Regions from separate parts of the Homo sapiens genome. Here region 1 is linked to region 2. The links are chromatin contacts, found by POLR2A ChIA-PET in ENCODE. All regions are on one chromosome and are shown on one strand. The core of a region is the stretch at or near the end of the contact, and the rest is flanking DNA. Distances in the headings are between cores, read along the strand shown. Region 1 holds the start of TAGLN2 (transgelin 2). Region 2 holds the start of LINC01144 (long intergenic non-protein coding RNA 1144).

Region 1 (4,232 bases), core at 239-2,738, about 110 Mb before region 2:
TGGACCCTTAAAGAAGAGGAGAATCTTCTTGAATAAATGGAGGTGCATTCAGCATTCATTCAAGAACATTTATTGAGTGCTTACGGAGGCCAGCTACTAAAGGCCAGCCACTGAAGTAGATACTGAGAAAATACAAAGCTCTGGAAGCACGCCTTTGCCCTTGAGGAGTTCTTTCTAGTCAGTGAGGCGGACAAAGAAATAGTTACCGTATGATAAGTTCCGTGATAAAGCTATGTGTTGGTTATTGTAGCACAAAGGAAGATGTTGCATTCAAGGCCACCTTTAGTGAACGCTAATATCGTGTGCTGGGACAAATGCCACATATTGGGGGGGAGTCCTCAGGACCCTCACAGATAGATGGTGGTAATAATAGTATTCACTATGTGCCAGGCACTGCTCTAAGCCCTATAGGTGGACTGTTTAGTTCTCTACAATTCTATGAATTAGGTAGTACTATTAGCTCTGTTCTATAGACCAGGGAACTCAAGCATAGAATGCACAACAGTCACACAGCAGGTAAAGGGTAGAGCAGGTGGGGAGCCAGTCAAGGAAGGGAAACTGTCCTAGGCAGAGGAATAGCCTTTGTAAAGGCACAGAAGAGTGAGAATGCTTGACAATCAGTGGGACTGGAATATAGGGCTGTGTAGGACTCGGGGAGGGAACAGAGAATAATAGAAAGGTTGGACAGGACTGGATATTGACATCCTGGAATCTCAGGTTCAAGGGAGGACTCTATCATGTGTGCAGAACTCCACCCCGGGGGACTCTATTCAACTGAAGCCTGAAAGGATGGGGGGCTCTTTCTCCACCCCTGAACTGTGCTGTCCTCCACCCTCAGAGACAAAAGAACCCCAGCCAGCCTCCTCGCGCTGAGGTCTCCCCCTCTGATCCCTCCAGGATTTAGGAAGAGATACCAGGTCATAGAAAAGGAGATGAAAGGCAGGGAGAAGACAGGTCTGAGCCCTGGGTCCCAACACCGAAAACACCCCTAGGGCCCTGGGCAGAGTGACCTCACTGTTAGTCCCTGCCCAGGCTTGAAGTAAGAGGTGAGCAAGATCACGTGGGGGTGCTGTCCCGGCCTGCAAGTCCCAGTCCTGTCACACACTAGTCAGTTGGGGTCGGGGGAAGGCCTTCCTGTGCCTCCTTTTACCTTGCCAGCCTCTAAACTAGGAGGCTTCTTCCTACATAAACACGCCCACAGTGTTTAGCTAACTTTCTAGGCAGAAAGTTTCCTACTGGGGCACAAGTCTACGGGCTCTCGGTGGAGGCTGAGGTACTCACGGGTGGAGACCACTGCAGCCGCCTTTGTAGATTCAGACTCCCCGAACCTTTAACCCTTGCTCTGGTCTACTGTCCCTCTGTCTCAAGCAGTCCTCCCTCCTTCTGCGCTGCGGCGCCTTTAAACCTTCTTGGCCCTTGCCCCGCCCCGGGTCCGCCCCGTCTGAGGCGGGACCCTCCTGAAAATCCCCGGCTGGGCAGGGCGCACCACTTGCAGCTGCAGCCCTTGCCTTGAGTCAGTGCGCCGCTCTCCAGCCCGCTTGAACGGTGAGCAGGTCGGGGGTACGGGGGTCGGGGACATGTGCGTGCTGTGTAGAAAGCAAGAAGCCAGCGCTTTGAACTTGCTCCAGCGAGCTCGGGGATCAAGGGCTGGTACCAGGCAAGGGTCCGGTGACTACTTTACCCCGCCCCGTGCTGTCAGGTCCTGTCCCCAAGCCCTGACCCGACATTGTTGGACGATGAGGTCAGGCGAGGTTAGCCCATGCATAGACAGGGCGTCCGTCTGGAGCAGGGACTCAGGGACTGAGCCCCACCCGCGGGCTCCATCGCTGAGTCCTCACTGGGGCGAGGGGAAAAAAGGGCGTCGGACTTTAGCTGGCTGGCCCCGAGTGACCCCGGGTCGTGGCGCCGGCCCTGGGCCAGCTCGTGCTCCTGGGCTTTCCCGCGCGACCCTTCACTTCCTGGTTCCAGGAGCACGTGTGAGCACTGCGTGCCCTCTGAGTCCCCGAGGCCGCCCTTTTCATTCCTGTTCCTGCTAGCTTGCTATTCTGGGGACTTGAGGTCACGGGCTGGGGCTAGGGGGCTCTGCATGGGTCGCACGGTGACCTTCTGTGAAGCTCCAGTCATCTCTATGACGGTCCCCTGACCTCGGGGGTCTGGGTGCTGCAGCCCTGACTGCGCCCCGGGGTGCCCTGTGTGAGGTTGTGGGGGTGGTGGTGGCTGCTTTTACCCTGCCCGAGCGCCGCTGCCCCCACCGGGTGCCCCCTGCTGCTGGGAAAGCCGGTGGTGGCCGCGGGCGGACGGGCGGGCTGCCCAGACCACTGCGTCACCCCAGCGGCGGGAGGGCGGTGGGTGACTCATCTGTTGTAACGGCCCAGGGTGTGGTCGTGGGGGTGGGGGGCGGCGGCTGGGAGGCCGGACCTGCAGGACCGGAGGTGGACTGCCGCCTCCCCCCGCGCCCTGTGCCTCCTGGGGCTACCTGAAGCCGGTGTCCTGGGAGATCTGTGAGCAGTTGGTATCTGTGGGGCAGAGAGAAACGGGGTGAGAGTGGGGATGGAGTGTGGGATTCGATGTAGAAGACCTGCGGCTGGGACGGGGCTCCCCCAGTGTTCTCATTGACTTCAAAGCACCAGACAGCAATGGCTCTCTATCTCTAGCCCCCTCCCAGTTTCTCCTCCCCACTACAAGGGGCAGACCTACAACTGCAGAGGAGGCCAAGGCAGGGCGGGCCCAGTAGGGCCCTACCATTCCAGAACCAACAAATAGGTTTTGTCCAACCGCAACTCCCTCCCTCACCCCAAGGCCTCTGCCCCTGTCCCCCACCCCGGGATTGGCCCCTAATCCTTTCTTCATTCCATCCCTTCTCCCTCCAGAATTTTCAGCTGTGGGTTCTCTAGCTCAGAACACTTTCCCTTCCCAGGGGATTTCTTCTCCTGAACAACTACTTCCTGAGTCCTCTTCTTCACCCCAACACGGGTCATTTCCTATCTTCCCCCACACGCTGTCCATCCCCACTATAGCTGTCTCCTGGAATAATCTCTTGCACCTGGCTACACCCGAGCACTGCTGAGACGATCCCACTTCTGCTCCCGTGCTCACAGCCTGCTCACCACAACGTCTGTGTTGACAGGGTGTTTCTGCCCGGAGCCCCCACCCAGCCTCCAACACTGTTTGGTACACAGAAGCCATGGCAACGGCCCCCACCTCATCCCCTCCTCCCACGCAAGCTTTGGAGCTTCCTGTTTGTGTAGCCTCAGCTTTCTCTTCTGCTCCTGACTCTCGGTGGTGAGGGGCTGCCCTACGGTGGTTCCCTTAATTGTGGGCCGCCCCCCATCCTTGCTGCTGGCTGTGGCACCTCGCTCTGTGGGCTGGTGCCCTCACTGTGCTGCTCTTTGAGAACACTCCCTGTCCCAAATCTGAGTTGGGAAGTTCTCCTGTGTTCCATCTGCACGGTGGATGGAGAGTCCCTTTGTCTTCCCAATTAAACACCCTAGCCAAGAACCCTGAAGTCCTCCCTGCCCCCACCCATGTCCGCCTTTTCTTTGGCTTTGGCTTTGGTGAGGTAAGCTTCCAGCCCAGGGTCTGGGTGGGGCCGAGTGCCTTGCGTGGCCCCTCCCCGTTTCCCGCCTATTGTAACTCCAGGGTGAGGGTGAGGGTTGTTCTCACAGCTGCAGTAGCGCTAGGGTTTAGGTTGCTCCCTGCCAGTCCATCCCCCAGGTTGTTCAGCTGTCACCTTCCTTTGGGGTCCCCAGCTCTGGGGGTCCCCCACACCTGTCTTCCAGCTGGGCATATCTCTTCTCACCCTGGTAGGCAACTTGCTTACTGTTTTCTTTATGTTTGAGGGAAGGCAGGGGCAGGTCCCCTGGGTGTCCCTAGGGTGGGCCTTCCCAGCTCCAGCAGCCGCAGCCCATCAGCTTCTGCCTGCCCGTGGGGGTGGGGAAGAGAAACAGCTGCTGACCAGGCCTGGCCTGGTTGGAACTGCCCCTTCTCAGGACCCCGCCCTATGGCTCTGGCACCTCAGAGCTTGAGGGCAATGGCCCCAGAGTGGAGCAGATACACTGCAGCTGGAGGCCGTGACCCTGCCAGCTGTGTCCAGGCCCCAGCGTTGGGCGGTGGAGGGGGTTCCTCAGCATCCACTTTCCACCCAGTGGTGGGTCTGGGAGGCCAAGTTTGTCCTGCCTTGGGGGGTTGGGGGGCACTGGAAGTGTCTGGCTTCAGGCCTTTCTCTCTGCTCT
Region 2 (5,456 bases), core at 1,524-4,023:
TCTCTTAATAGGAGGAACTGAGCTGTGGCCCAGGTTTTTTGATTGCTATGTGCTGCTTGTGGGCAGGATGCTACAGTGTGTCATCGCTGAGTCGTTTCCACCCTCTTACATGTCTCAGTTTCTCTCTCCAGAGGTTTATGACCCCAGAAAAGGCTCAAAAGGCTGGGCGATCAGCCCTTATATGCGTTTCCTGGATGAGCCATTTTTAAAATTAATTTTTGTTGGGGATTTCCCTCCAGGGCCGCTGCACGTCGCAAGGGGTTAACCCCCCCAGAGACTCCCATGAGGCCCCCAGTCACCTAGGGGCGCTTTCAGCTGGGAGGAGTAAATGCCTTTTCTCTTCAGAGCTGAGAAAACTGTCATTAACGTATGAAAACAACAGTTCACTTCTTCACGCAAATGCACACAGACAAACCGAATTAAGTTTAAATTTGGGAGAAAAAGCAATAGAGAAGACCCTTTAGAATGCATCTCTGAACAAGAATTAGGATCCTTAAACAACAACTTCAGACTGGAACAAAGCAACAACAACAAAAAAACCAACAATATGATCACTGAGCGCTCTAATGGTAAGGAGAAATTAAGACCAGCTGGTTGTTAATCTTAACTTTATCCAAGACAAACCCCAATTCAGTTACCTATCTAGGGATGGGTCTCAGGCCGAAGGCTGCTTTCTACCATCCTAGAAGCAGGAAAAAAACAAAAAACAAACTCATCTTCCCTGTTAGAAGTGAGCTCAGACTCCATAGGAGTTACCTGCATTCCATTGTCATGGAAGCAGGAGAAAAGTTGCCTTCCTTGTGTTGGAAGCAAGTAAAACTCTAGAAAAAGAGGAGTTGTACAGCAAAATAAACTTTAGATCTTGACTAAATTTTGGGAGATCAGGGATTCTCTGGACGGGGTACTCTCAGACCTCAGCAAATTGTCCTATTGGTTTGAGCCATAAAGTTAGCTCATGCTGGTACCATGCACCAATGGGAGATTTGTCAAAAGTCAGGGGCATCTCCACTCAGAATCCCTCAATGATTACCAAAATGTGAACCCTGAAAATTTGAGACAGGTCTCAGTTAATTCAGAAACTTTATTTTGCCAAGGTTGAAGATGCGTGCCCGTGACACAGCCTCAGGGAGTCCTGGCGACATGTGCCCAAGGTGGTCAGGGCACAGTTTGTTTTCATACATTTTAAGGAGACATGAGACATCAATCGATATATGTAAGAAGTACGTTGGTTCCGTCCAGAAAGGCGGGGACAACTCGAAGTGGGGAGGGGGCTTCCAGGTCGCAGGTAGCTGAGAGACAAATGGTTGCATTATTTTGTTTCTGACAAGCCTCTCCAAAGGAGGCAATCAGGTATGTGTCTATCTCAGCGAGCAGAGGAGTGACTGAATAAAATGGGAGGCAGGTTTGCCCTGAGTAGTTCCCAGCTTGACTTTTCCCTTCAGCTTAGTGATTTGTGGGGCCCCAAGATTTCCCACAAGTGAAAGGAAAATATCTCAATCCCCCGCCCCAAATCACCAAGCTCAAAGGAAAATTCAGGTTGGGAACTGCTCAGGCCACACCTGCCTCCCATTCTATTCAGTCACCCCTCTGCTCATGATGAACAGGATGCTGCTGAACCCTGGGGTCGCTGGGGCCTTAAATGACTTTGATGATGAGAGACTGGGCATGGAGAGCTAGAGGCCCTCATCTCCCTTCCCCAGCGAGTCGGAAGCGTCCCCATTACTAGTTCCTAGAATATGCTGAGATGTCTCAGGTTGCGGTGTGCAGCTGGGAGTTGCAGCCTGGCAGGAGGCCCAGGTTTTAGCCTGTGAACCGGGGCCCTGCTATGTAGGCCAGGGTGGCTCTGACCTGGCACTCTGTGGGGCCAGGGCAGACATAGCAGCAAAGGCCATGGGGTCACAAAGAGAGAGACTGCAGAAGGATCAGGAGTAACAGGCATAATGGGGCTATTCTTCCCTAGGCCTGAACACTGGGAAGGCACTGGCAGGGCCCCGGTTTTGATGGTGGATTCTTGGAGTAGGGGCCTTGGTAATAGGGCTCTGAGTGCTGGGGCAGAATGGGCTATCTTGACCCTTCATAGTCAGGGTCCCAAGTGGGCAATCCTGGAGCCTCCAGGTCTTTGGTCCAGCGGCGGGGTTTTCCACTCAAGGGCCACAGGTACAGACAAGCAGAGCAGAAACAGCCCCCCCGGCCTTTCACTTCCCACCTGCTCCCGAGGGAGAGAGTAAGGTTTCTGGGGGTAAGTGGGGGCTATCTGAAAGAAAAGGGTGATTTTGGCTGGGGCTCGGTGCCCTACAAGAGCCCTTGCTTGACTTTGACGCAAGGCACAGACTGGGCTCTGAAGGGGCAGGCTGGGGGGTAGACGTCGTCATGGATGTTGGATCTCCCTTCCGGCCATGGCCCAAGTACGACCCCTGTTCCCTTAAAGTCAGGACCTCGCAGAACTTTCGCAAGATGGGTCCTCGGAGTCTGCCCGCGATTGCGCTCCCAAGGGGTGCCGCTGCCGAGGGTAGGCGCGCCAGTCGAGATCAAAGCGGATGGGATGACGCCACTGGAGGGCGCGCGGGGCCGCGGGGCAGGGTGGTGCTCCTGCTGCAGGTTTCAGGCCTCTTCTGCCTTCTACAGCCGCCAGGTCAGCAGAGGCGGAGGCCCGGGCTGTGGATGGCCGAGGAGCCGAACTCGTGAAGCCACGTTCCTCCTGCAGCTCTTAACCCAGGCGCGGCGGCTCGCCGGGCCGCTCCCCTTACTCCGAAACCGTGAGCCTCAGCCCTTCCCTCTCTCCCCAATCCCAGGGGGCGCCGGCGGACACCCCAGAAACCCACGCGCTCTCGTTCCTGGTCCCGCCCCCTCTACGTTCCCTCCCCCTCTACGTTCCCTCCCCTTTTCCTTCCAGAGGCGGCGGCCCCGGAAGCTCCCGCCATTCTGGACCCGCCCCCTCCAAGCTCCCGCCCCTTTCCCTTCCTGTGGAGGCGGCCTCGGAAGCTCCCGTCTTTCTGGACCCGCCCCTTCCCCACCCTGCTCCGCCCTCGGCCCCGGCCCCCGCTCCGAGCTCCCTTAGCTCTAAGCGGTTCCGGAAGCTCCCGCCTTTCTGGACACGCCCCTGCCTCCCCCACAGGATTCCGACTCTCTCCCGGCTCGTCGAGGGCTTGACATTTTACCGGGGGGTGGCCCAGAAAAACCTCGTAGAGATGGTGACTTTAAAAAATTCTTTTTCGGCTAGGTGCGGTGACTCACGCCTGTAATCCCAGCGCTTTGGGAGGCCGAGGCGGGCGGATCACTTGAAATCACGAGTTCGAGATCCGCCTGGCCAACATGGTGAAACCCCGTCTCTACAAAAATACAAAAATTAGCCGGGCGTAGTGGCGCAGGCCTGTGGTCCCAGCTACTCGGGAGGTTGAGGTGGGAGGATCGCCCGAGCTGGGGGAGGTTAAGGCTGCAGTGAGCTGTGATCGCGCCACTGCACTCCAGCCTGGACGACAGGGCAAGATTGTGCCTTAAAAATAAAAACTTGTTTTGGTAAAATACACATAATATTTACCATATGTACTTTTTTTTTTTTTTTAAATGGAGTCTGGTTCTGTTGCCCAGACTGGAGTGCAGTGGCACACCACTGGGTTCAAGCGATTCTCGTGTCTCAGCCACCCATGTAGCTGGGATTACAGGCATGCGCCACCACGCTGGGCTAATTTTTGTCTTTTTAGTAGAGATGGGGGTTTCTGCCATGTTGGCCAGGCTGGTCTGGAACTCGTGGCCTCAGGTGATCTGCCTGCCTTGGCCTCCCAAAGTGCTGGGATTACAGGCTGAGCCACCGTGCCCGGCCCTACCATGATTTTTTTTTTTTTTAAACAGAAGTCTTGCTCTGTCGCCCAGGCAATGGCACGATCTCGGCTAATTGCATCCTCCGCCTCCGGGGTTCAAGTGATTCTCCTGCCTCAGCTTCCAGAATAGCTGGGATTACAGGCACCTGCACCATGCCCAGTTAATTTTTGTATTTTTGGTAGAGAGGGAGTTTCGCCATGTTGGCCAGGCTGGTCTCGAACACTTGACCTCAGGTGATCACCTGCCTTGGCCTCCCAGAGTGCTGGGATTACAGGTGTCAGCCACTGCGCCCAGCCTACCATGGTATTTTTAATGGCCACGTAATACCCTGTGTGTGTTATATTGTGTGGATGTGTTATATTAATTTAACCAGCCCCCTATTGATTAACATTGTAGCTGTTTATAAAATGGTGTAGTAAACATCCTTTCTGTAGGTCTTTGTGCACATATGGAGTATATTTGTAGGCTGATTTCTTGGAAGTAGAATTGTTGGGGTAAAAGCTATGTGTGTGTTTAATTTATGATTTTACCTATTTACCCTCCCACTAGTGACTTGTTTAGCTACATTTATTCAAATTGTCTGCACTCGCTTTCTCCACAACCTTACCTCCTACTCACTCCACAACTCATTCTAATTTGGCTTCTCTCTATCACTGCACCTTCAAAGGCTCTAAGGTCACCAATGATCTTCATGTTGTCCTATGGACAATCTTCAGATCTCATTTCACTGCTTCTCTAAAAGACTTCATACAGTTGACCATTCTCTCCTTTGTGAAACATTCTTCTCCCAGCTTTCATAGTGCCACATTCGCCTGGTTTTGCTCTAGCCATGTTGTCTTTCCTCTGCCCACTCTGAAATGTTGGTGCTGCTCAGAGCTTTGGTTACCATCTACATGCAGTTGATCCACACAGTGAAGTCTCCCTTCCTAACCTTTATTCAACTGCTTATTTGTCATCTTGAGTTGAATGTCCCACAGGGACCTCAAATCAATCATACCCAACATTATCCTCCCCCTTCTCATGCTCCCATCTCAGTAGCTGTTCCACTGCTCTCCTAGCCAGAAACCTACAGGTCTGGTTACTTGAATGTCCCTATTCCTCAATGCGCACCTCTAGTCAATCACCATGGCCCTGCCCATTCTATTTCCATAATCCTTTTCCCTTTTTTTTTTCTTTTGAGACAGGTTCTCGCTCTGTTGCCCAGGCTGGAGTGTAGTGGTGCAATCATGCCTCACTGTAACCTCAACCTCTCCAGCTCCTCCTGCCTTAGCCTCCCGAGAAGCTGGGAAGCTGGGACCACAGACACACCACCATGCCTGGCTAATTTTCCTTTTTTTTTTTTTTTTTTTTTTGAGACGGAATCTCGCTCTGTCACCCAGGCTGGAGTGCAGTGGCGTGGTCTCAGCTCGCTGCAAGCTCCGCCTCCTGGGTTCATGCCATTCTCCTGCCTCAGCCTCCTGAGTAGCTGGGACTACGGGCGCCTGCCACCACGCCTGGCTAATTTTTTGTATTTGTAGTAGAGATGGGGTTTCACCGTGTTAGCCGGGATGGTCTCAATCTCCTGACCTTGTGATCCGCCCACCTCGGCCTCCCAAAGTGCTGGGATTACAGGCGTGAGCCGCTGCGCCCGGCCAATT

What was found. ChIA-PET counts read pairs that join two places held with the same protein, here RNA polymerase II (POLR2A).
Region 1: POLR2A ChIA-PET joins it to region 2 with 11 read pairs in T-cell. The contact joins the promoter of TAGLN2 here to the promoter of LINC01144 in region 2. POLR2A ChIA-PET finds 5 or more read pairs at or near these places in 2 of 52 experiments (B cell and T-cell).

The regions. Positions count from the first base shown.
Region 1 is chr1:159,922,763-159,926,994 of GRCh38, reverse strand. TAGLN2 (transgelin 2) reads left to right here and starts at 1,488. Exons shown (of 5, transcript NM_003564.3): 1 at 1,488-1,545. It overlaps LOC124904437 (a long non-coding RNA gene), which reads right to left and starts at 3,117. Exons shown (of 2, transcript XR_007066683.1): 1 at 3,044-3,117; 2 at 55-2,516. RefSeq lists enhancers at 1,810-2,386, 1,859-3,058, 3,198-3,357, 3,368-3,467, 3,868-4,047 and 1 more and a silencer at 2,118-2,527.
Region 2 is chr1:45,301,227-45,306,682 of GRCh38, reverse strand. LINC01144 (long intergenic non-protein coding RNA 1144) reads right to left here and starts at 2,773. Exons shown (of 1, transcript NR_024270.1): 1 at 1,064-2,773. LOC105378691 (a long non-coding RNA gene) reads left to right here and starts at 2,937. Exons shown (of 3, transcript XR_947287.4): 1 at 2,937-3,191. RefSeq lists enhancers at 91-270, 2,441-2,680, 3,141-3,200 and a silencer at 2,871-3,050.